Regions from separate parts of the Homo sapiens genome. Here region 1 is linked to region 2. Evidence: read pairs that join two places in POLR2A ChIA-PET (ENCODE). Cell type or tissue: PC-3. All regions are shown on one strand. Links, peaks and the distances in the headings refer to the core of each region. The heading gives the core; the rest is flanking DNA.

The links. Peaks named below come from ENCODE experiments on the same cell type or tissue, not always from the same donor. Only the 100,000 strongest peaks of a DNase experiment are listed, where the experiment ranks them.
Region 1: POLR2A ChIA-PET joins it to region 2 with 10 read pairs; 2 of 35 experiments call an interaction of 5 or more read pairs at or near these places.

The regions. Positions count from the first base shown.
Region 1 is chr10:33,561,427-33,571,078 of GRCh38, reverse strand. No RefSeq gene overlaps it. Among named protein-coding and RNA genes, the nearest start is that of LINC02628, 35 kb to the left of the region's middle. RefSeq lists an enhancer at 4,233-4,734. In PC-3, for the core only: no CTCF peak of the experiment used is centred there; no DNase peak of the experiment used is centred there.
Region 2 is chr10:33,350,176-33,359,827 of GRCh38, reverse strand. No RefSeq gene overlaps it. Among named protein-coding and RNA genes, the nearest start is that of NRP1, 20 kb to the right of the region's middle. In PC-3, for the core only: no CTCF peak of the experiment used is centred there; a DNase peak (open chromatin) is centred at 5,787; H3K4me3 peaks cover 662 bases; H3K27ac peaks cover 1,609 bases.

The sequences.
Region 1 (9,652 bases), core at 4,635-7,134, 210 kb before region 2:
AAGATTGTGCTACTGCACTCCAGCCTGGGTGACAGAACAAGACACTGTCTCAAATAAGCAAACACACAAAAAAGAAATAAGAGTTCACATACATTCTTTAGAACACAATGAAGAACAAAGTTGGGAATTTTCCTAAGGAAATTGGTTAAGAATCTAATGTACATAAAGTAACACTTTCCCAAAGAGTGACTGCTAACTTGTAGAAATAAATATTCTATATCTCAGGTAAGATACAATTTGATCACAAATTGGCTCAGCAGGAATATTTGCCTTCTCCCCTAACATACTTCTCTGGCTTAAATGCTGAGCTCATCATGCTGGTGGAAGTTGTTCTGGTGAACTTTCCCTTCCTCTTAGTGCCTGGTTCCTAATTTCTTCTGCAGACACAGCTCCTGGTCACCCACTCTGCTTCTTTACTGTGCAACGTACTCATGTTGCCACCACCCTGCTCAGAATGAGTTGAGCTCCGATTCTTGGCTCCTGAATGAGATCTGAGAAGTTCCTTTTCTTGATTTTAAGCCATTGGCACGGACCTTTAAGCCACCCATATAATACAAGTTTCTAAGGACCCAAAGACTTTTAATCCCTACTTTTGGCTGACCCAATTCTTACTGTCCTGGCTAATTAGTGTCTAAATCAGAGTCCCCCAGAGGGCTTGTTACAAAGTAGAATCCTGGTCCCCACTGCCCACACTGCCATGAGAATCTGCATTGTAGCAAGGCTCTCAAGTGCTGTGTAGAAGTCTAAACTATGCCCTTCGCTTGGTACTTATTAAATGGAGGCACTTAATATGCCAGTAGTGCACCAGGGAAACATAAATGGCAATTTAAAACACTATTTTTGCATTAAAATAAACATAGGTATATTATGGGGTAGAATACACTACTCACAAAACTTTTCAAGTTAAAACAAGAAACCATGAAGTAATTTCTGGTTTACAGTAGGTAATTTCAAACTGTGCCCACAAGGATTTGGGCATGTGCAATTATTACCATCCTCCCTTTTGAGTAATTATGCTGGAAGGTCTGGGAAGCAGGACTTCTTTACCTGTTTCTGAAACTTAACATCTGGGCCTGATTCCATTAATCATAATGTAGCTTTAATAGTGGCTGTGTCTTTCCCAAGGGACAGTACTTGCAATCTTCATGTCATAACCCGCAAAAGACTTCTCTTTTAGATGAAAATTTGGTCATCTTATTGGACAACTACATCCTGTTCCCTGTTTTAAGCCTGAATTCTCAGTGATGGTGTCTTCTGTAAGTTCTGTTGAGATATTTCCCTGTCCTCTCCTCTACACCTCCATCTCCAGAGAGCTGGGTTTTTTTGTTGTTTGTTGTTTTTTGAGATGGAGTCTTGCTCTTTCACCCAGGCTGGAGTGCAGTGGTGTGATCTTGGCTCACTGCAACCTCCCCCTCCCAGATTCAAGTGATTCTCCTGCCTCAGCCTCCTGAGTAGCTGGGATTACAGGTGCGCACCACCACACCTGGTTAATTTGTGTATTTTTAGTAGAAACGGGGTTTCACCACGTTGGCGAGGCTGGTCTCAAACTCCTTACCCCATGATGCTCCCACTTTGGCCTCCCAAAGTGCTGGCATTACAGGTGTGAGCCACCGCGTTGGGCATTTTTTTTTTTTTTTGAAATCTGATTTTCCTCAGGGTTACAGTAGAAAGCATTTTATGCATTCAGTAATAATAAGAGAACACCAAGAGAAGGGCTGTCCTCTATGCTCTCCAAATAACTGACATATTTCCTTAGAGAATTTGGTTGATTCTATTGTGCTGAACATCTAAAGAGGCACAGAAACTAGCAAAGAGGCCTCAGAGATGAAACTAGAAGTGAGTAGCCCACCAATTCCTTAGAAGACCATAAAAGATGCAGAGAAAAACTTGTGGAGTTATTGGAGGTAAGTGCACAGGAATGCATGAAAAATCATATTTAAATTTTGATGGTAGAATCATACCTGATAAAATCCCTTACCAGCAACCACTGTTGTTAGAAGCTCCTGGCTTTATAAGATGGGAGAGAGCAGAAAAACCTCAGTTGTTATTTTAGTATTTCAGTACACTGATAACAGCCTTAAAACATCATTATTATTACTTCTCTTATAGATTAAGAATCCTCTCTGGAACTGTGTAGGAACTTCTTCCTGAACAGAGCTGACACTGGTGATGAAGTGGGGTCATAATGAGAGAATTGTAAGGGAAACTGGTTGCAAATGCTGTACTTGTTCAGTTTATTTGGTCTTGCTTTAAAACAGTTCAAGTGGTAAAATCTCTCCTCAGTCACCAAGGAATCATAGCTATGGCTAAGTAGCTGTGAATTTGAGAAGGAAATGTTTTATAAAGAACAGTTTCATAGGATGCACTGGTTTATGGCCATGTTAGGGCTGACTTAGTAACCTGGGTTGCTTGGGAGGTACTTTCATGCCAATTTATACCTCACTGTAGGGAAAGGCCCAAAATATCAGAATTTCCTTCCCTTGCTATCATTACCACATCTGCCTTCTCCCTGCCAACATAAAGTATGTGCCCTGAAAATGTTCAGCCTTTTTATTCTTTTATTTATTTATTTATTTGAGACAGAGTCTCACTCTGTTGCCCAGGCTGGAGTGCAGTGGTGCGATCTCCTCTTGCTGCAACCTCTGCTTCTCAGATTCAAGTGATTCTCCTGCCTCAGCCTCCCAAGGAGTTGGCATTACAGGCATGCACCACCGCACTCAGCTAATTTTTGTATTTTTAGTAGAGACGGGGTTTTGCCAATTGACTCTGGAAGGTAACCGGATCAAGACCACTACCTTTTCTTGCTTTTTTTTTTTCTTTTTTTGAGACAGAGCCTCACTCTTTTGCCCAGGCAAGAGGCACGATCTCGGCTCACTGCACACTCGGCCTTCTGGGTTCAAGCAATTCTCCTGCCTCAGCTTCCTGAGTAGCTGGGATTACAGGTGTGCACCAGCATGCCTGACCAAATTTTGTATTTTTAGTAGAGATGAGGTTTCTCCATGTTGGCCAGGCTGGTCTCAAACTCCTTTCCTCAAGTGATCTGCCCACCTCCCCCTCCCAAAGTGCTGGGATTACAGGCATGAGCCACCTTGCCGGCCTCAGCCCTTTTATTCTGATGCATGTGAATTAAATTGGAATTTTATGGTAGTTTATAAAGTAATTTACATTTTAGAAAATAGGCTCCTCGGCTCTGAAACAGTTGAGGATCATTTATAAGGACAGAGTGGGCTTAGGTACTGAAGGAATTTTCTCTAGAGCTAAGAATATAGACATTGTCCTGAAAAGATGATATAAGGAAATTATTTTCCAAGCTTTGGATTTTTTTAGCATGATATTGTCCGGCCAGGTTTTAGAAGCTCAACAAATGCTCAATATGTTGCTTATTTTGTAGGAAATAGCAGGTTTGATACAGCCTTTCCCTTAACATCTTCGCTATGCAATTTGAAACTGCATTACTGGGGTTCCTCCTCAAAGTAGGGTGTATGCAATTCCATGGGGAAAATCCTGCCCAGGCCTAATAATAGATGAATAAAATTCTAACATCCTTGGGATTTTCACATGATTGTCAGAAGGCAAAACAGAAGATGATGTAAGTTTAGCAGATATGAATTTTTGGAGTCTATTTTCAATGTACTCTTTAATATCTCAAGTGAGGTAACTTCGTGGCTGTTTATGCTCATTATTTAGTAACAAATAATCAGAGAAAAGCTCTTTGCAGGAAAACTGTTCATTTTGAGTAATAAGCTGGAGCTTAAAGGAAACAATTTTCCTAGCTGTTCTCACTTGCTCTTGATAGGACTAAGCCCCCTGGAGGAGATGAAACTGAAACATTAACCCACCGCGCTGCACAAGTCACCTGAGTTTGCTGAAGGTGCATGGAGATGCCAGGGAGAACCCTCCTCTGCCAGAGAAGAGGTTTTGTAAAATGCCGGCTAAGGCTTTTGGTATCATCTATTTATTAAAATAGCAGCTTTGGCCGGGTGTGGTGGCTCACGCCTGTAATCCCAGCACTTTGGGAGGCTGAGGTGGGTGGATCACTTGAGGTCAGGAGTTTGAGACCAGCTTTGGCAACATGGGGAAACCCCGTCTCTACTAAAAATACAAAAATTAGCCAGGCATGGTGGCACACGCCTGTAATCCCAGCTACTCGGGAGGCTGATGCAGGAGAATCACTTGAACCTGGGAGGGGGAAGTTGCAGTGAGCCAAGATCGTGCCACTGCATTCTAGCCTGGGTGACAGAGTGAGATTCCGTCTCAAAATAAATAAATAAATAAAATAAAATAAAATAAATAAAACATAAAATAGCAGCATTATGGTCTCTCCGTTTCTTGTCACTCCGAGGTGGTCCTCCTGAGGAAATTGGAGCAATAGAAAACTCAGCTGCACTCTGCCTCTCTGCATGGGTGGTTTGTGCTGTCTTTTCTCTCAGGAAGTCTTGGGATCAAAAGTGCTGAGCACAAACAAAAGGGGTGGGCCAGCTTCCTTGCCCCTTTCAGTTCCTTGCCGTTCTGCACTTGAATAAAAAGATCCATGACATTGTTTTTGTGAGTAAGCTTAGATGAAGGGCCCTGGTAGGTTCCTTTTCAAATACCCAGGAAGTAATGTGTCTTATAAAAAGTAACATTTGTATAATTAAAATAAGATAAAGTAATAAAATAATAAATAATAAGTTAAACCAGGCTGAATGTCTCCTAGAGACACTAACAATAGTAGTATTTGAGTATAAGAAAATAGATGAAAAAAATAGATTTCATGTGAAATCCAGATCACACTGGACCCTTCTGATCTAATTAAAAACCTTTCAGCCTGGCTGGTTGGCTTGGCTGTTCCATGCTTTCTGTAGAGTATTTCCACCAGAATGTGGGAGTTCTGGGAAGCCTGAGGCCGTGTCTGATGTGCTGAGTGATAGGGAGCTGGTTAATGTGGTTCCTGGAAGAAGCGATGACTTTTCTCTACGTGCTGCTTCTATTCTGAACACACCTCAAACCACTCAACACGCTCCTTATAGATCTTGGTTAAAAGCCATTTCCCAGCCCCCGAAGTGCAGCTATCATACGTGGGACTATTTTTGAAATTTATCAGACAATGCACCATTATATATTTGAGGGAGACCTTAGATTTTATTTGTGAATACATTTTTATTTGAAATGAGATGTTTAACAATGTTAAAAATGTTGAAAAAATGGTAATCATGCCATCTCAACACAACTGCTGCCATTTTTTGCTTATTATAATGTTCATGTTTTATATAGCTGCAATTGTAGTATCATTTTAGCTCTGCTTTTTATTTTAATAACACTTCACATTTTTCACATTGCCATATATTTTTCTTAGCTATTTTTCTCAGTGTCTGCATCTTAATTTATTGTGTAATGTAACTACAATGTCTTGTTGACTGTTCAAATTGTGACTTTTTTTCGTTTCCTCTTTCTTCATAGGGTTTTTGCTTCTACTGAATTATTTTCTTGGGATAAAGTCTTAGGAATAAAATTACTAGGCTACAGTTTATGACAGTCTTTGTTGTTCTGCCTGTTCTTTGTCATATTTCTTTCCCCAAAAATGTTTATAATACCAATGCCAACAGTAATATAGCAGTGAATGTATAACACTGTTTTTTTAAGCAAATTGCTGATACTATTTTTTTTTTGCTAATTCAGGTGAAAATAAATCCTCAAGTTTGCTTTAGTATGCAGTTCTTTGGTTATGCTTGTGAAGATATAAATTATTTCTCCATGTTTGTTATTTGTATTTCCTCTTGTACCAATTATCAGTGTGATAGATTTCATAATTTCTCCTGTGCTTTGGATTCATCAGTTTTACAATGGGGTTTAGAAAACTTGCACAGCTGATTAGGTCTCCATAAACTACCTAACTCTTTCATTGCCCTGAGGAATGGCTTTACAATTTTTTATATATATAAAAGTATATATATATAATTATGTATAAATATATACATAATTATATTCTATATAAATTATTTATATAAATATATATTATATAATTATATATAATTAAAATATTTATATATTATATATAATAATATAATATATATTTATTTATATATAATATAATGATATATAATTATATATTTAGATAATTTTTTTTTGAGACAAGGTCTTGCTCTGTTGCCCAGGCTGGAGTGCAGTGGCACAATCTTGGCTCCCTGCAGCCTCCATCTCCCAGGCTCAAGCAATCCTCCCACTTCAGCCTCCCAAGTAGCTACGACTAACTACAGGAACGCACCATCATGCCTAGCTATTTTTTTTTTTTTTGGTAGAGACAGGGTTTCACAATGTTGCCCAGGCTGGTCTCAAACTCCTAGGCTCAAGTGATCCCCCTTCCTTGGCCTCCCAAAGTGCTGTGATTACAGGCGTGAGCCACCATGCCTGGCCACAATGATATTTTGATTCATAAATGTTACTGAACAAATATTTGGAGCCACTGTTGGTCGGGCTCTATGCTTTCCTTCTGTGGTCTCATTATAGTCCATATTTCATCCCATTGCAGAAAAGTCAGCAGCAATAACCTTAAGCCAGTTACTCTCAGTGGAATAATAACTATTTTGCCAGAGAATTAGAACTTTAGAAGACTTAAGCTATTTAAGGCACATATCTTAGCTGAAGAGTCCAACTTTTCCAGCACATGTAAAGGCCCCTCTGTTATTGTCTAGGCAGACAGCATTGTTGCTGGACCAAAAAACTCCATCATCTTCCTCAAGTTCAATCAGTATCCTGAGTGCCTAGCACAATTCTTAATGTGTAGCAGGTGTATGATCACTATGGATGAAGGAATGGATATAGCGTGATCACAACATTATTCTTTTTTTTTTTTTAAGATGGAGTTTCACTCTTGTTGCCCAGGCTGTAGCGCAATGGCACGATCTCAGCTCACTGAAACCTCTGCCTCCTGGGTTCAAGTGATTCTCCTGTCTCAGCCTCCCGAATAGCTGGGATTACAGGCTCCCACCACCATGCCCGGCTAATTTTTTTTCTTATTTTTAGTAGAGATGGGGTTTGTCCATGTTGGCCAGGCTGGTCTTGAACTCCTGACCTCAAGTGATCCACCCACCTCGCTCTCCCAAAATGCTGGGATTACAAGCATGAGCCACCGTGCCTGGCCAACACTGCTATTTTAATACATAGATGATACCAAAAGCCTGGCCAACATTATTCCTACTACAAATAGGATGTTTGAAGAGGATATGGATTCTTTATTTAATCTCTAACTGACCTGATCTTTTTTATGAGCTGGGAGCCCATTTGCTAGGTAGTGGGAGAAAATCTTTAGATCAGTTTAAATCTCCATTGGAAACAAAAATTGACACTCTCTTTTGAGGTTTAACTTAGCCTTTTCGGTACAATTGAGCAGTCTTTCAGATTGGTCCTCTGTCTCCTGGCTTGTCTCTGAGATGTTACTCCAGGGACCGCAGATGCTGGGCTGACTTACATCGCCTGGGGAAAGGGGCCCCCAAAGCGGATTTGACTCTGCTCTAGCTGCCAGAGCTGATCCACATGTTGGTGGTGCTCTTGGTCACTATGGCTGATGAACTCATGGCCTATTCCTGTGCAAGTTGGTCAGGTCCCTGAAGGTTTGGCCTTTTCTCATCAGCTGATGGTGCTGCAGTCACTGCCGAGTGTCTGGCGTATCCCCCATCTGTCCCTGACCCAGCCTATATGTCTCTCAGGCACCTTAACAGCCACCATCTATTGGTTCAGTAGACCCACATAGGCTTGGACCACCAAATAAGCCACCTCTGCCTAACCACGGTGCTTCCTCTTCATAACTGGGCCAAGGCTGCCTCATGTTGGAGAAATACACAAAAATGCAAAAAAGAAAAGGAAGCTAGCATTTTCCCAAACATTACCACTGTTCCGTGAAAGAACGGGTGTTGACAGATATTCACAAAGAAGTATATTGCATGACCCTCAGCGTGAAGAAACTTACAAATACATTTGGAAGGTGGCTTGGAGGAATGTCTTGAAATCTTAACCCAATATCTCATACCACCTATAAAACTGAGATTCAAACATTCTTGACCTGTTCTTGGTTACTTACTCCTTGTCACTGTGGAGGAAAGAGTGAAGGTTTGTAAAGAGAGAGGCCAAGAGTCTAGTGCTAATGGAAGTCCTTCCAAAGGGAAAGAAAGATCAGGGGTGTGGAAAAGGTGCCATACTCTCACAGTTCATTCCAGGTATCATTTTCCCACACTGGAGGGAACAAAGATGCCAGAGAGGCTCTGGTAGTGTCTCTGCTTTTGCTAGGACTAGTCCTAAGCTCTTTTGCTTCCTTTCCACCTTCTTACTGATTTTCTCTCCTTACTGCACTCCAACCTCCCACCCAAAGGACCGAGGCAGCATGAAGAAAGCTACCCAGGCTTTTTTTCTCAGCACTTCTAGCCTACTACAGTGGAGAACCAACCAGTCTCCATCTTCTAAGTGGGGGATCTTAATAACGTTGACTGCCTTAAAAAACAAGCGCAGTATTTACTTTCATAAGACGTTTGACCTCCAAGTGACATTTTATATTTATTTGTATTGTTATTCTTTTTACCAAAAACAAAAATTTTAGTCAATATCTTGATTGAAATTAGGTTGCTATTAAACTTGTTTCAGAAGTCCCGAGTCTGTGCCAGCAGAGGAATGGGGAACCAATGGCGGTGAATTAGGAGGTCTAAGAAGCAGCCAGTCCAGGATCTGCTATTTTCAGCAAGTAAATTCCCCACTGAGAGTCAGGGGTTGCATGCTTTGCTGGGAACGGTGGAAGAAAGAAGTCACATTCTGTTTGGCTGTCAGAGAGGCACTCACCCCCTAAGATTCAGGGAAATGCTTTTGAATAAACTTCCACCAAGTGAACTGCGGGCAGTAGTGGGATATCACCCTCTAAAGTCTCCCCGTGGACAAATCCCATCCAGGGTGTCCGGGCTCACTTAAGGAAGGAGGTGCTGGTGCCCGCTGCCTGCTCCTGGCAGCTGTAAGAAAATGGAAGCAGTTTCCTGGAGTCTGAGACAGGAATGGTGGGGGGCACAGAGGGTGCCACTTTGCTTCCCATAAGCAACACCTCTCCTTGTTACATAATTTCCCCCCAAACCCACACAGTAGGCAAAATGCATGCTAAAGAGGCTTTCCTTAGCCAAAATATAATTTTCTGCACACTGTGATTAACAAAGCCTTCTTCTTCGCACCATGGGTCTATGATTGGCCCTGATTACTCAACAATAGGACGTCAGGGGTAGGGTACTTGGTTTCCTAGCTCATCTTCTCCCTTTTCTCCCATCAAGCAATAATCATGGTGATTCTCAAATGCTAAACTCACTAAGGGCTGATTTGCTGCGCTTGCCACTTATCCAACCAATTTAGCAGCAAGGCCCTCTTGGGACCTTATCTCTGGTTTGAATCATGTCCCCCACACCTGAGAGTGAATGAAGACGTTGTCTGATCTGATGAGAATACCGGGTGATTTGTTGTGTGGCTGATTGAATCTCAGGTGAAGGGCAGAGGTGGTGGTGGCCGATGTGGTCACTGGAATATGGTGGCACCCATGACCTTTCTTCACCTTCCCCCATCTGAGTGCCCACCAGCCCTTCTAGGTACGCACTGGGCAGCATGTGCCATGGCAGGGGAAGCGATGGAGAGAGAGTTGCAGGACACCATG
Region 2 (9,652 bases), core at 4,814-7,313:
TGACCTCTATCTCCTGATATGGTTTCACTGTGTCCCCACCCAAATCTCATCTTGAACTGTAGCTCCATAATTCCCACATGCTGTGGGAGGGACCTGGTAGAAGATAATTGAATCATGGGGGCAGGTCTTTCCCATGCTGTTCTCGTGATAGTGAATAAGTCTCAAGAGATCTGATGGTTTTATAAAGGGGAGTTCCCCTGCACAAGCTCTCTTCTCTTGTCTGCCACCATACAAGACATGCCTTTCACCTTCTGCCACGATTGAGAGGCCTCCCCAGCCATGTGGAACTGTGAGTCCATTAAACCTCTTTTTCCTTATAAATTACCCAGTCACAGGTATGTCTTTATCAGCAGCGTGAAAACAGACTGATACACTCCCCCATTACCCAGATCCAGGTACCCAGTGCACTAGTCCAGCATTTTCCTCTCTCTGTGACTCATGAACCCTTTTCATAATAATTCACCAACAATTTCCTTTAAAATTTTCCATGGTATGAAGCAAAGTAATTTTAAGTTGAAAAGGGTTTTAAATTTCTTTAGATCAGTGCATTATTTAAGACCATATTACAAAATTCATTTAATAAAAATTTCTATAATATCTGTTCCATGTGTTAAAAATCATAGCTTTTTCCCATTTATTATATGACACATACTGTTTGATTTACTTTAATTATGTAAGAAAAAAGGATGGTTGAGTTATAAATTTTAAAATGACACTGTATGTGATTTAATATACTATTGTATATTAAAAATGTAGATTAAAATTTAATTACATGTTACATCATCAAGATATGACTACTTTAGTAGCTGATATTTAGAATGTCTGCATTTTGTAATGTAAAAATCAATTGGCTCATTTTTATAATTGTTAAGTTCTAAAGATGATATGAAAGAAATTTTTAGGCTATTTACAAGCACTTTCCAAATAACACATTTTTATTAGACGAAAGCCAAACTAGATATGATTATTACTATATTTTTCTCTTTTTTCTGTTTATTTTTTAAGCATTTGAGACATCTTGATAAGCTTTATAAGAATTTTGCCATCTGACTTGTGGATCTGACTTGTGAAAATTATCTTGAGCTAAATTTGCAGAAATATTACTATCATTTGCTTCTCAACAGCTTATATTCTAACACTAGTTTTCCTTACATTGTGTTTTTAAAAATTCCACCTTTTCAGCCCCAATATGTAGCTGAAAAAAAATCAATTAAAAACTCCAGGAGTCTGAGACCAGCCTGGCTAACATGGTGAGATCCCGCCTCTATAGAATAAGGAAAAAAGTTAGCCAGGCATGGTGGCTCTCACCGGTAGTCCCAGCTATAGAGAAAGCTGAGGTGGGAGGATTGCTTGAGCCCAGGGGCCCATGGCTGCAGTGAGCCATGATCATGCCACTGCACTCCAACCTGAGTGACAGAGTGAAACCCTGTCTCAAAAAACCAAACCAAACCACAACAACAACAATAACAAAACAACAACAAAAAGCCACCCAAATTCTATGAAGGTTGAAACCAGTGGTATTCCACCAAGTCACAACAGCACTGACTCTGACCCCACACACGATTGCCCTTGCCTATTGGGTGAGGGGCGGTGGTGGGGGGGTTGACTCTTGACTTGCTCTGTCATTGTCACCACATGAATCCCTCTGCAACTCTCTGGAGGTTCGTGGGTCCCCAGTGAGAACACAGTGCCCTAGCCCAGTGGTTCTCAAACTTCGGTGAGCAACAGAATCAACCAGAGGATTGTTAAGACACAGATTACTAGGATTTTATGATTCAGTAAATCTGGTCAGGGGTCCAAAGATTTTCATCTCTAACAATCATCAGGCCAGATGCTGATGCTGCTGGGCCCATGACCATGCTTTGAGAACCACTGCTCCACCATCAGACGGTTCATGCTCTCCATTCATTTTCCTGGCTTCTTGCCTTTACTTGTGTCCTTCCTGGAATGCCTCCTACCTCTCCATTTCCTGAATTGTACCTGCTGAAATCTTACCGGCCCTTCAAGGCAAAATTCATTGCCACTTCCTCAGGCTGTTTTCTGTTCTCTCTAGAGTGCCCCTTCTTTCCTCTAGGAGACAGCTAGGCAGGTCACGGTTTGGTGTGTACACATTGTACACAAGCTATGGGGTAGGCTCTGTATTAGTCCATTTTCTCGCTGCTCATAGAGACATACCAAAGTCTGGATAATTTATAAAGAAAAAGAGGTTTAATGGACTCACAGTTCCATGTGGCTTGGGAGGCCTCACAATCATGGCAGAAGGCAAGGAAGAAAAAGTCACATCACTGGGCACGGTGGCTCATGCCTGTAATCCCAGCACTTTGGGAGCCTGAGGCAGGCGGATTGCCTGAGCTCAGGAGTTCGAGACCAGCCTGGGCAACATGGTGAAACCCTGGCTCTACTAAAAATACAAAAAAAAATTAGCCAGATGTGATGGTGCGCACCTATAATCCCAGCTACTCGGGAGGCTGAGGCATGAGAATCACTTGAACTGGGGATCAGTGAGCCGAGATTGTGCCACTGCACTTCAGCCTGGGTGACACAGTAAGACTCTGTCAAAAAAAAACAAACAAACCCTCACTTCTTACATGATGACAGGGAAGACAGAATGAGAACCAAGTGAAAGAGGTTTCCCCTTATAAAACCATCAGATCTCATGAGACTTATTCTCTACCATGAGAACAGTATGGAGGAAACTGCCCCGATGATTCAATTATATCCCACCAGGTCCCTCCCACAACACGTGGAAATTATGGGAGCTACAATTCAAGATGAGATTTGGGTGGGGACATAGCCAAACCGTATCAGGCTCCTAGGAAAATGCCCAGGGCACAAAGATGTGTAACTACACCATTTGAGCAGACCTCATTTATGTATCTCACTCTTATTCACTGAGTTAAAAACTCCTTGATTGTGAAAACGATGTTTTATTAATTTTGATATCCCCTAGCCTAGCGTACATCTAGGCATTTAATAATATTACTTCTAACTTTAATTGGCTCATGAAAAATATTATTTATGTATTCAACAAATACTTGTTGGATGTGCCATGATGAATGAGACAGATGCAATCCCAGAGCTCATAAGAGTAATGACAATCATGATGATTTATTGAGTGTTTATTATCTGCCAGGCACTATATTAGATGCTTTATGTTTATTAACTCATTTAAACCTCAAAACAAATCTACATGGTGGGTACCATAATTACCTTAATTTTACATCAAGAAAGCCTAAATAAGGTCATACAGCTATGTAAGAAAAAGGAATTAGGGTTTAGAACCTGGGCAATCTGGCCCCAGCGCCATTTACCATGACATTATAGCTGATGAAACATTCTAGCGAGGAAGATGGCATTAAAGGTGAATGAATTAAATACCATCCTGATATGTACTGTGAATGAGCAGTACAGGATGCTATGATGTTATGTGGCAGAAGGGGAAAATCCAGATGTTTTGAGGTGGTCAGGATGGGTTTTCTTGAGAAAATGATTCCTTAGCTCAGACTTGAAGGATGGGCATGAGTTAAGAAGACAAAAGGGAGCAGGTAAAGTGGTATTACCAGTCAAGGAAAAAGCATGTGCTTCGTTGAAATGGGCTGTGAATCATGTAAGGAACTGAACGAATGCTTACATATTCTGGTGCAGCTAAAGAGAAACGTCAGAGCCAGCCCATTCAGAGAATTAGACTCCTGTTAAGGATTCAAAAATTAACCCTCGGCCAGGTGCAGTGGCTCATGCCTGTAATCCCAGTACTTTGGGAGGCCAAGGCGGGTGGATCACGAGGTCAAGAAATCGAGACCATCCTGGCTAACATGGTGAAACCTGTCTCTACTAAAAATACAAAAATTAGCTGGGCTTGGTGGCACACGCCTGTAGAGCCAGCTACTCGGGAGGCTGAAGCAGAAGAATCACTTGACCCCAGGAGCAGGAGGCTGCAGTGAGCCAAGGTCACGCCACTGCACTCCAGCCTGGCGACAGAGTGAGACTCCGTCTCAGAAAATAAAAATAAAAATAAAAATTCACCTTAAGAGCAATGAGAAGTCACAGCAGTCATCTAAGTAAGGCAGCTGTGTTACCAAGTGTCAGGTTAGAAGGGAATAAGTACAAATGTGGGGAGATGGCTGAGGGGCTACTACTACTACAGTCCAGACAAGTGAGGAAGGTGGCTTCTATTAGGGTGTTGGCAGTAGGAAAAGAGAGGAATGGAGAAAAATAAAACTTGTTGACTAACTGAGTGAGCACTGAGGGAGAAGTGCCAACAAGAACTCTAATTGCTGTCACACAGAGGGATGTGACAGAGAGTGACTGCAGGGGTGACTTAATTTGAAACTTGAGTGCCAAAGGGGAATGAGTCTTGTAGAGATCTACGAGGGGGGAGGTAAGAGGAAGTTCCAAAGCCCTGAAGTGGCAATGCGCTTGGCTGGTATAAAGAAGAGGAAGAAGGCAGCATGGCTGGGAGGTAGTGGGAGAGAGGATGCCAAGGAGGGCAGGAAAGGGAGATGGGGAGATGGGGTTTGGATCATGAGAGCCCTGTGAGCCAACACAAAGAGTTCAAAATTATCCTAAGTTAAATGGGACATAGAAATACATGTGCAAGATTAAATACAGTATTTGTTGTTATGTAGAGTCAATTATAAAAAATCAAGAGAGTACAGAAGAAGACGTGCAGGAAGGTACCATAACAGTTCAGGTGGGAGATACTGGTGGCTTAAACTAGGAAAACAGAGAGAAAGGAATAAACTCAGGGTGTATTTTACACGTGGCAAAGGTGAGACCTGTTGCTGGATTACATGTGGCAGTTAAGGGAAGGAGGGAGTTAGATTCTGCCTTGAGTGACTTGATGGCTGTGCTCACTAAGATGGACGGTACTAGAGGGGGAACAGTTTAGGTGGTGAGTGTCAAGAGTTCTGTGTTTGGCGTGCTAAGTTTGAAGTGCCTACTAGTCTTTCAAGTGGAGAGTTACACTGGCAATTAGATAGATGAATCCACACTGGCAATTAGATATATGAATCCCGAGCTCAAGCCCAAGGCTGGGGGTGTACTTTTGGAACCTTACTTAAAAAGCCATGGAAAAGAATAAGATCACCTAGTGAAATAAGGAGTAGAAAGGGGTATAGCACTGAGCTTTGGGATACCCCAGCTAATAGAGGTTGGACAGGCAGCAAACGATGTGAGAAGAAGGTCAGGAAGAAAAAACATCAGGAGATTGTGTTGTCACAGAAGCCAAGAGAAGAAAATGGTTCTAAAAGACAGAGGTCAAATGCGGGACAAATGAAAGGCTTGGATGAGGCCAGAGAAGTGACCACTGCCAATGACCACCTGCAGGTCTCTGGGGACCTTAACAAGACTAACATCAGTGAAAAGATGGCAGTGATCACCTGATGGAACTGGGTAAGGAGAGAAAGTGGAGGGAGTGATGCTAACTTATGTCCTAAGTTGTATCGTGATAAAAACCAGAGAAGAGCACAAGAGCTGGAGGGGATACAGAGAATACTACAGCATGTTTATTTGTTTTAGAGACAGGGTCTCACTCTGTCACCCAGGCTGGAGTGCAGTGGAACCATCACAGCTCACGGCAGCCTTGAACTCCTGGGCTCAAGAAATCCTTTCTCCTCAGCCTTCTGTGTAGCTGAGACTACAGGTGTGCACCACTATGCCCAGCTAACGTTGTTTTATTTTGTTTTTAAAGATGAGCTATGTTGCCCAGGCTGGTCGCAAACTCCAGGCCTCCGGGAATCCTCCTGCCTCAGCCTTCTGAAGTGCTGAAATTACAGGTATGACTCACTGCACCTGGCCACTACTGCTTATTGGGTGCAGATAAAAAGGAGTCAGTGAATAAACTGATGATGTGGGAAGGAAAGAGAGAGAGAGAAAGAATAAATGTAGGACTGAAGTTCTTGAGAAAGGCAGAGGAGGTGCCAAAAGTGGAGGGGCTGGCTTAGCTAGGACCAGGGATATTTTGTCTATCAAAATAGGAGAGAAGGAATACTATATGGGTACAGATGCAATTAAGTTGGTTGATTTGGTGAAAGAAAGAGTAGTTAATTCATTTTCACTTTCTGCTTATATTTTTTCAATGACGTATGAGTTGAAAAAGCGGGGCAAGATAGAACAGTCAATAGAGACGTTTGAAAAGGTCATAAGAAGGTGTGACATTGTCACATAAGCATGCAACAACCTGGGAAATAAAGTAGGGCTGCACTACAACAGTGTCCAGTTCAGTTGTGGTTATGAATTTAAATGAGACCAGTCAGCACAATTATGTGATTCTTCCCCCTAACAATGTTCAGCTGCTTCGGCGACAGCACGGAATAGACGGATCATTGGTGGAAACAGGGATGGAGATACGCCAGGAGTGTGCAATGAAGAATAAGAGGGGTAAGCAAATGAAAGAAGCGATTGTAATGATGGGTGGAGAATAAGGAGGGAAGAAAGTGTGGACAATCAAGATCTTTAGATTTGAGATCTTGATAATGTACAAGAATTGCTGCTGTGGCATACTAGAGTATATGATTGGGGGAATATGATAGGGTATAAAGAGAGAGGGATGTTGAAAACCAAGATTCTGATTTTGATTTTGCTGGATTTTTGTTTCTCTTGCATTATAGGTCATAATCAGTTATTCAAAATCCCTTTGACCAGGCACTTTCACCATTCAGAAATTTTCCAATGTCACAAAAAAATAGGATATGCATGCCCTATGTTACATAACCCCTGTGAGATTCAAGGCAGCATCCTCTAATCAAACACATGAATATTTCTGTAGCAACACCATGGATTTTCACACTAACTGGGATAAGGAAAGACTATTCACAGGCTTGCAATAAGTAAGGTCAAGTCATCTTGCCAAGGAAGTTTAGATCTGGTCAGGTTTGGTCTCCAAATGAGTGGTCAATAAATAAATAAATGCAGATGTCAGTTCTATTTGAATTTTTCAGTTCTATTTGAATTTTAAGATCGCAGATAAGAGATTGTGAGCACAATAACCCTCTGTGCCCTGAGGCATTTGATTTTTTAAATATTTCTCTTCTTTCTCCTAGGAGAGTTCACACATTTCCATAGGAAGAGAGCCACACCGCACAAACAACAGGTGTAATTCTAAGGTGCTGTTTCTCCGAATGCCACACATGTTTACCACTGCTCATCTCAAGGAATCAAAACCCAGTTTCAACTTTTATACAAAACCCATGAAAGACTTAACCTTCTATAAAAATATGTGAACAAAAGTAGACTCCCTTCTGGGAGGATTGGGAGGGATGGAGGAAATTATCCCAGAGAGTGCCGGCTCGGGAGTCGCTCTGAGGTCAGCCCCAATCCTTTGGTTTACATTTGTAGGGAGGATCCACCCAACAGCTGTGCTTTAGTCATCTTTAGAGATACTCTCTCCCACCCCCTACCCTAAAAAACACAGAGTTGAATGTGCTGAGAAGTATACATTATGCTGCATTGTGTGACTGTGTAATTACTGTCCTATACATGCTGGACCAGAGATTGACTGAAGACTGGAGAATTAAACAAAGTTGTGACTAATTCTGGATCAAATCCAATAGGCAGATGAATAGGGCAATCCTGATATTTTGCCAAAGCCAGGGCTGTAGATAACTGCAGTGGGCAGGAGGTAAGTGAAAGAATTAGTTGAGTGAAAGTTTTGATTAGGAGGTTGATGAGTCTGACACATTTGTTTAGAATGGTGTCTTAGGCTAGATTCTTTTATTAAAAAAAAAAAGCAAAACAACAACAAACTTTCTCTGTTCTTAAGTTTTAGCATTGTTTCCAAGGAATTAATGAAAGGTACTATACTTAAATTTTTTTAAAAAAATTTACCAATATGAATATTTTTTCCTTTAAGAGAATTTTTTCTAGCCTGAGATTCCTGAACCACCAGAGAGCCATAGAGTTTGCAATGGTGGTCCACTTAGAATTTAATTTTTCCAAAAGCTTAAGAGAACCATGTATTTGATTATGATAAGGCTAAGTAAGCTAATTAATATTGCAAGTATATCCCTGACAAAGTGCATTCCAGGTGGGAGAAAGAGAGTGAGCAAAGGTAGAAAGGTAGAAATCTGCAGATATCCAGAGAGTTCAGTCCAACTGGACAGAGCATCAAGGTAGAAGCAATGGGATTGAAGAACAGAAACGAATATCAAGGCTCTTAAGTGCCAGGCTGAAAAATTGGAATGTAGTTAGTTGGTTTGCAAAAACAATGCTCTTGAAGGGTTTTTGAATGAGAAAATGGCATTATCATATTTATACAGCTTTTTTCCATAGAAGTCAAACCACTTCATGTACTTCGGTGTCATTAAATATGTCTATGGCTTTAGGGTAACATCAAGTAAATTTGAGTCCTCATTCTAGTTTTCATTGACTTCCAAGACCTGGAATTTATAAATTAGACTCTGCCTGTGCCTCAAACTATCTGAACTTAATTTTACTCATATATAAGTGGGGATAATAATACTAATCTTATAAAGTCCCTGCAAAGATCAAATGAGAGAATTTATAAACCACATTGAGTAGGATATGGCACCAAATGGATGTTCATTAGAAATCAGTTCTCCTCCCAGACCCTCCATGTCTTCTAATAATTAGGATGATAACATCAGAAAGAAAATACACCCCCATGTGAACCTTTTCATTATTTCTTTTTTTAAAATTATTTCTTTATTCAGCTGAACAAATTTTATATGGCCACTTGCTAGGCCCTAGGATACAAAGATGAATAAGATAAAGCTCTTCTTCTAGAGTGTTCTACAGTCCCATAAAGGAAGCAGAAGCTACATCAATAACCAAAATGCCAACTGAGAAGGAGAATTAACAAAATGCTGGGGAGCAGAGAGAGGATAGGGGACAAATCCTGGCCAGGGGATCTAGGAAGTCTTCACAGAAGAGAAGATATTTCAGCTGGGCTTTGAAAAATGAGGAGGTTGGTGTGTAAGCAACTTAGAAGGATAAATGTGAGAGTTCCTAAAGCAAGAGTGTGGCCAGGGTAGGCTGGAACAGTAAGACTCCAGGAGGAATATCAGACCAGGTTATTAAGGAATATATTTATCCCACTATGAGTGGAACAAAAGCATGATACTGTACACACGTGTACACATGTGCATGCATGCACACACATGCACACCCATGCACACTATCCCAGCAAAGAATTAAACTGAATATCTGCCAAAGAAATTAATATGAAACACTAGGACTTCACCAATATCCATGGATTTGAGAAAGAACAACACACAGGACAGAATGACGGTAACATAGTCTTGGGTCAATTCAAGCATTTCACACAATTGGAAGCTAAAGTCCAGAACAAACTCAAGCTTCTGAAAAACACAATCAGTAAAATAGACTTAAGGCCTCCATTGTCTAACTCAGGTGGCCTCCTGAAACCTGAAAAATTTTCCTGAAACATTTTTGCAAGCTTGGGATGCAGTGTTAGTAGTATACTATTTAGAACATAATAATTGGCCCACTTTTTTTTACTATTCATACCATATTTGTAGTAAGGGTGGCATTAAAAACCAACAAGGAGGACCTAGTCAGTTATAAATCATATTCTGTGACCGTAGTGGAATAGTTCTATCATTAATCACACAGATGAAGAGGTTTTACCTTTAAAAAAAAAAGCGGGTAGCTGGAGCAGGGAAAACAGAACATT